Regions from separate parts of the Homo sapiens genome. Here region 2 is linked to region 1. Evidence: chromatin contacts called from ENCODE Hi-C data. All regions are on one chromosome and are shown on one strand. The core of a region is the stretch at or near the end of the contact, and the rest is flanking DNA. Distances in the headings are between cores, read along the strand shown.

Region 1 (2,817 bases), core at 177-2,676:
ATATGGGAGCAGCTCTCACAACAGGGAGTGCCAGAGCAAGCCTTTGAGGAGAAAAGTGGCATGACGCGATTTGCTTTAGAGAATGTAGTGAGTTGATTTGTGCCCTCCCAAAAGATATGTCGAAGCCCTAGCCCTCAAACCTGTGAATGTAATTATATTTGAAAATAAGGTCTTCCAGATATGATCAAGTTAAGGTGCTGCCATACTGGATCAGGGTGGGCCCTCCATTCAATGACTGGTGTTCTCATAAAGAAAGATTTTGATACAGAGGCACACGCAGAGGGAAAACAGCCATGTGAAGACAGTGACAGAAACTAAAGTGATGTAGCTCCAAGACAAAAAATGCCAAGGACTGCTGGGAACCACCAAAAGCTAGGAGTGAGGCATGGAACAGATTCCTCCCTAGAGCTTCCAAAGGGAGTGTGGCCTGGTGACACTTTGACTTTGGATGTCTAGCCTACAGACCTGTGAAAGAATAAATTGCTATTGTTTTAGCCACCCAGTTTGTGTAATTTATTATGGCCACACTAAGAAACTTAATACAAATACTTTGTCATCATCACAAAGAGGGGAATGGATAAAAAGTGCGGAAGACTGGACACAGGGAGACCAATTAGGTGGCTGTCCTATAATTTAGACAGATCATGGTGGCACTAACAGGAACAGTGGCATGAGGGTGGTGAGAAGCAGATTGAGAGTTGAAGTTGAGAGTTATTTAAGAGGTAGAACAAACAGGATTCGTTATTATGAGAGGAAATTTTAGGAGAAGAAAGAGTCAAGGATAATGTCCAAATTTCTGGTTTGATAAACACATGTAATATTCACTTGAAAAAGAATAGACTTGATTGGAGTTGGAAAGAAAATGAGTTTACTTTTGTCCAAGGGATATGTGAGATACTTGTGTGACAGCTAAGTTGACTTGCCCCGTAGGAAAAAGTTCTGGGGTGGAGAAAAAATGTTACTATGATACTCTGTGCTTTTCCTATAGCACCTAGTACATCAATTATTTTAATCTCCTCTTTATAAATCCTGAAGAGGAGAATAACTCAGGCCAGAAAAGTGAGAGGACAGCATCTTTTTGTTTTGTTTTGTATTGTTTTGTTTTGTTTTGGACAGCCACAAATCCAGAACAACAGAAATAAAAATTCCCACCAGACATTGTGTTACTTTTTCCATAGATTATTCACTATAATCCTCACGAGAATAATCTTCACTAAAAACCAAATTAATTATAATATTCACTAAAATGAAAAACGTAAAAAAAAAAAAAAAAAAAAAAAAAAGCAAAACAATAAACCCTGAGAGTCTCAGGTGCTGGAAAGAGAAGGGTCCCAAGGCTGGAGAAACAAGCTGGAGCCGCACAGGAGTCATAAGGGCTGGGTGAAGGAGCCTGGTGATGGCCCCACGGGAGAGGGCGACTGGGACTGAGTCCTTCATAAGGCCAGAGCCCTGGAGCATTTCGACACAAAAGGCACACGCAGTATAAATAACTCTCTCTGTCAGCCCAAGTAAATGTCAAGAGTCTTTCTCTGAGAGAAACAGAAACCCAAGCCTTGTAACTGGAAGAACTGAATTCTTTCAATGTTATCTTCAAGTTACAGGGATATTAAGCTAAAACGTATCTTTGCAGAGGCAAATATGAAACATATAAAATAGGTACATAGAGATGCTTCAATAACGTGAGCACAAGAAAATCAATCCCTCAGTCCACTAACTCCACTGAAAATGGGTATGTGGTAGAAAATAAAAACACCAAAAAACCCCACCCCCACCCCCACCCAAGACAAGCACACCTCAGCTATACTAAACCACACACGGAAGGAAAGTTGGTGGAAGTGACAAATGGAAGAATGTGCACCCCAAAAGTGAAACTAACAGAAAGTTTCAAAGAATTTGACATTCTAAAAATAATTTCTGAAGACATACAGCAAAAAAAGATGATATAAGAAACAATGTAAAAGATATTTAAGATGTCCATTGCAGCAACATAGGATGCAGCTGGAGGCCATTATCCTAAACCAGTTAATGCAGAAACAGAAAGCCAAATACACATGTTTTCACTTATAAGTGGGAGCTGAACATTGAGTTCATGTGAACACCATCATGGGAACAATAGACACTAGAGAGTTGAAAAGAGGGGAGGCAGAGATGGAGGCAAGGGTTGAAAATCTACCTTTTAGGTACTATGTTCCCTACTTGGGCCATGGGAGTATTAGAAGCCTAAACCTCAGCATCACACAGTACACCCATGTAACAAACCTGCACATGTACCTTCTGAATCAAAATTAAAAATATGAATAAATAAAGGAAAAGAAAAAAGATATTTAAAAATAATAAAATAATGGCAATAATACCTCACATTTATCAAACACTTAGTATATGCCAGACATTATTCTAACATGCATACATACTATATACATTATTTGGCCTATTAATCACCTTGACCCTATGTGGCAAGCACTATTATTCTACTTTTACAAACCATGAAGCTGAAACAGAGATGAACATCAACAAGATCACACATTTCATAAACAATGGAGCTGGGGTTTGAACCCAAGAAGTCTCATTTCAGAGCTCACACTCCTAAGCACTTTGATGCACCAAGTAGAACTTCTAAAATTACTTTTATAAAATAGTCATTGGAACCTACTCAGTGTATTAATTGAACTGAAGACTTGATACAATTGAAGGAAGAAGTAGAGAATGGCATGACCATCTGAGACAATCTGCCCAGCTTCTATTAAAAATGTAGCACCGAATGACACAGAGAAAGAAGATTCAAATGTGAATAAGGAGGTAAGGACATATGATGATGAG
Region 2 (2,817 bases), core at 96-2,595, 140 kb before region 1:
ACAAGTCCAGTGAGATAAATGGCTCTTTTTTCCCTAATGAGCAACAAAGCACATCCTATGTCCCTGTCTGAACTGGTTCCAGCTAGGATTTCATGAATGCATTGCTGCTATGTTAAAATGGACTCTTCCTTATGTTGGTCACCAAGACTTTTTCCTTGAGCTTCACTAAAAAGAAGCTAAGATTTGCATTGAGTCTGCATGTTAGGACATAGTGTCATAAATAAGGTATGACGTTTCCATGACGAGTCTTAAATAAACCCATAACAAATTTTTTACCAAACAGATTCAGGTGAGATGTTTCCTGATTTTCTTCACATTTGAACACATTTGTTGCCAACTCAGTTTGTAAAGCTATCAAAAGTCAACTGAACTTCTTTTTTTCATTTTTTCCTGTTTTGTAAGAGTTTTATTTTTATTTTTATTTTTTTTATTATACTTTTAAGTTTTAAGGCCAGGACTAAACTTCTATTTCTTTGTGTCATAACATAGTGACTGACTTATATTCAGAGCCGAATTAATATATAACTACTTGAAAGTTTATTTGCTTTAAGTGCAAAAGTCAATTTCTTAGTGTGTAAACATTCATGTACGCAGTGGTTATCAGGACCACTGATATAAAGCACTTTGAGAGTTGCTGAACTTTCCCATGTATATCTAACTTGTTATGACAAAATCACTCTATGTTGAAATTCCTGTTCAATTTTCTTTTAGTGTTTTCACTGAAGGTAAATTTGACTTTTTAATAGGAAAAAGCTACAATCCCTTTGCGAAAAACAATATCTAACAGAAACCAAATCGAAACTTGGTTTTATTCCATAATCCAGTTAAAGCATAATAAAAAATGAAGCCAAAACGTGGATTGAGGTTACTGAAAAGATTTCTGTTGGAGAGAAAATGATCTATGGGTTTCATGCAATCAGAAAGATAATTCTGCCTTGTAACTAGTATTTCTCTTTTTTTTTAATCTCTCTCTCTCTCTCTCCCCTACACCACCCCTCTCCCCCCAACAGCCATATGGATGAAAAGATAGAAAAGCTACAGTATATGAGATGAGAAAGTATATGTTATCTTTTTAATTCTCTCTTTTTTAAAAAATCAAGGAACAGGGAAGAAAAATTCTCTTCTTGGAGGTGTTAAAGTTTGTGATGGTAGTTACATTAACAGTTTAGGAGGCAAGTGAATTACCAGTGTTAAATTAAGGTTAGCCTAAAGCTGCCTCCTTTCCTATTTTAAGTTCACCCTAAAGGTTTCTCCATACAGTGAACTGTAACCTAATGAGGTGTAAACAGACTGTAACCTACTTTTCTATCAGTCAGAGCGCTTAGGCCAATCACTGGTGGCCGATTGCTCAAACCTTCTCTGACTAAAGCAGATGCTGAGCTGTAACCAATCCAGCTGTTTCTGTACCTCACTACTGTTTTTTTGTACTTCATTTTCCTTTTTCAGTCCATAAATGTTATCCGACCATGTGGCAGCCCCAGAGTTGCTCTGAATTTATTCTAGTTCTGGGGGGTGCCCGATTTGCAAGTCTTTCTTGGCTCAATTAAATTCTGTTAAATTTGTCTAAAGTTTTTCTTTTAACAACAGTAATAAAAATGTTTTAACACCTAATAAAAAAGTTAATTTGCATTAAAACACACTACCAATGTTCAGGTAAGTGGTATTGAATTCATGTAACTTTAGAAATATAAGATTTATAGAAATCTTTTCATACAAGTTTTTTTTCTATTTTTTTTAAGTATAGAAACTGAATCTGGAGGGGTAGAATTGCCACAGATCACACAGTTATTAGCAGATCATTTAAGTGCATTCATATCTTCCACTTTCCGTAGTAACATTCATCACCCCCGTTACTTTACTAACCAATTATTGAATTACTTTTCTTTTTTTTTTTTTTTTTTACCAGGATAGGTATTTGTGTATTTTTTAAGTTACTTCATTTCAGAAGTTTTAATTAATATCCACATTTGTAATAAAGACAATTCAGTAGAACTGTCTCTCTGAATTAACTATATATTGTGAAAATCTATTGGTTTGGCCCAGGAAAATATCATTACTGTACCATCTGATAGTAGCAATTTCTAAACGCATGCATAATTCTTAAATAGAAATAAATAACCAAGTGACGGTTGAACTCGCAAACAAAACCTACAACCGGACAGCTGGTTATAGGCTGTCCTTGTTCATTGGATTATGAAGATTTAACCTTTTTAAGGGCAAAAATGCTTTTCTTTAAATAATTAGTTGCGAAAAATTTCTTGACTATGTCTCTACATATTTTCTGGATATAGTTAGAATACTGGGTAAAATATAATCTCTCCCTTGTATCAAAGACCTTGCAGTGCATCAGGGTCAACATGAATTCCTGTGGGGACTGTAGCCCAGGCAGAAAGTAAAGCAGAACATGATACGTGTATACAGATCCCAAGACAAAAACTACAAACTTTAAAAGAACAGACTATCCGATAACTGATTTGGATGATACTTGCTTCTTTCTCTTAAAAAGTGAAGTGTAGCAGGAAAAAGAAATCCAAGTAGAATTTCATTGCTTAGTATAGTAGCCGACACATGTTCAGTAAATGTTTACTATATAACTGATGGTGCCAGTTAGAGGTGCTATTTTATATGATGAATGTTTTGATGAAAAAGAAAATTAAAACTTAAACCTGAAGAAAATAAGTATATTGACTCATTGATGTATATATTTTTGATATGTACTTTTAAATGACAGCTTATGCAATTATGTTATGAATTCTTTGAAAGCAACTACCAAGGCTTTTGATCCTCTATAATTTGTACAGGGCTAACTCAGAAGGT

The links. A loop is a pair of places that touch in the nucleus more often than their neighbours do. Pooled maps may share reads with other maps.
Region 2: a map of gastrocnemius medialis shows a loop between it and region 1 (3-fold over the local background). The contact joins two enhancer-like sites. A Hi-C loop is called at or near these places in 4 of 168 maps with a recorded cell type or tissue (Caco-2, gastrocnemius medialis and psoas muscle) and 5 of 50 pooled maps.

Annotation. Positions count from the first base shown.
Region 1 is chr10:52,070,625-52,073,441 of GRCh38, reverse strand. All of the region lies in intron 7 of PRKG1 (protein kinase cGMP-dependent 1), which reads right to left. Among named protein-coding and RNA genes, the nearest start is that of PRKG1-AS1, 240 kb to the left of the region's middle. Within about 2 kb of position 1,426, at least 3 of the 41 ENCODE cell types and tissues checked have a DNase peak (open chromatin) inside an H3K27ac peak, as active enhancers do; they include gastrocnemius medialis, where a contact is called at or near this core.
Region 2 is chr10:52,210,784-52,213,600 of GRCh38, reverse strand. The region is part of intron 9 of PRKG1 (protein kinase cGMP-dependent 1); the gene reads right to left. The region is part of intron 1 of LOC124902425 (a long non-coding RNA gene); the gene reads left to right. Among named protein-coding and RNA genes, the nearest start is that of PRKG1-AS1, 100 kb to the left of the region's middle. RefSeq lists a silencer at 1-132 and an enhancer at 1-261. Within about 2 kb of position 1,345, at least 4 of the 41 ENCODE cell types and tissues checked have a DNase peak (open chromatin) inside an H3K27ac peak, as active enhancers do; they include gastrocnemius medialis, where a contact is called at or near this core.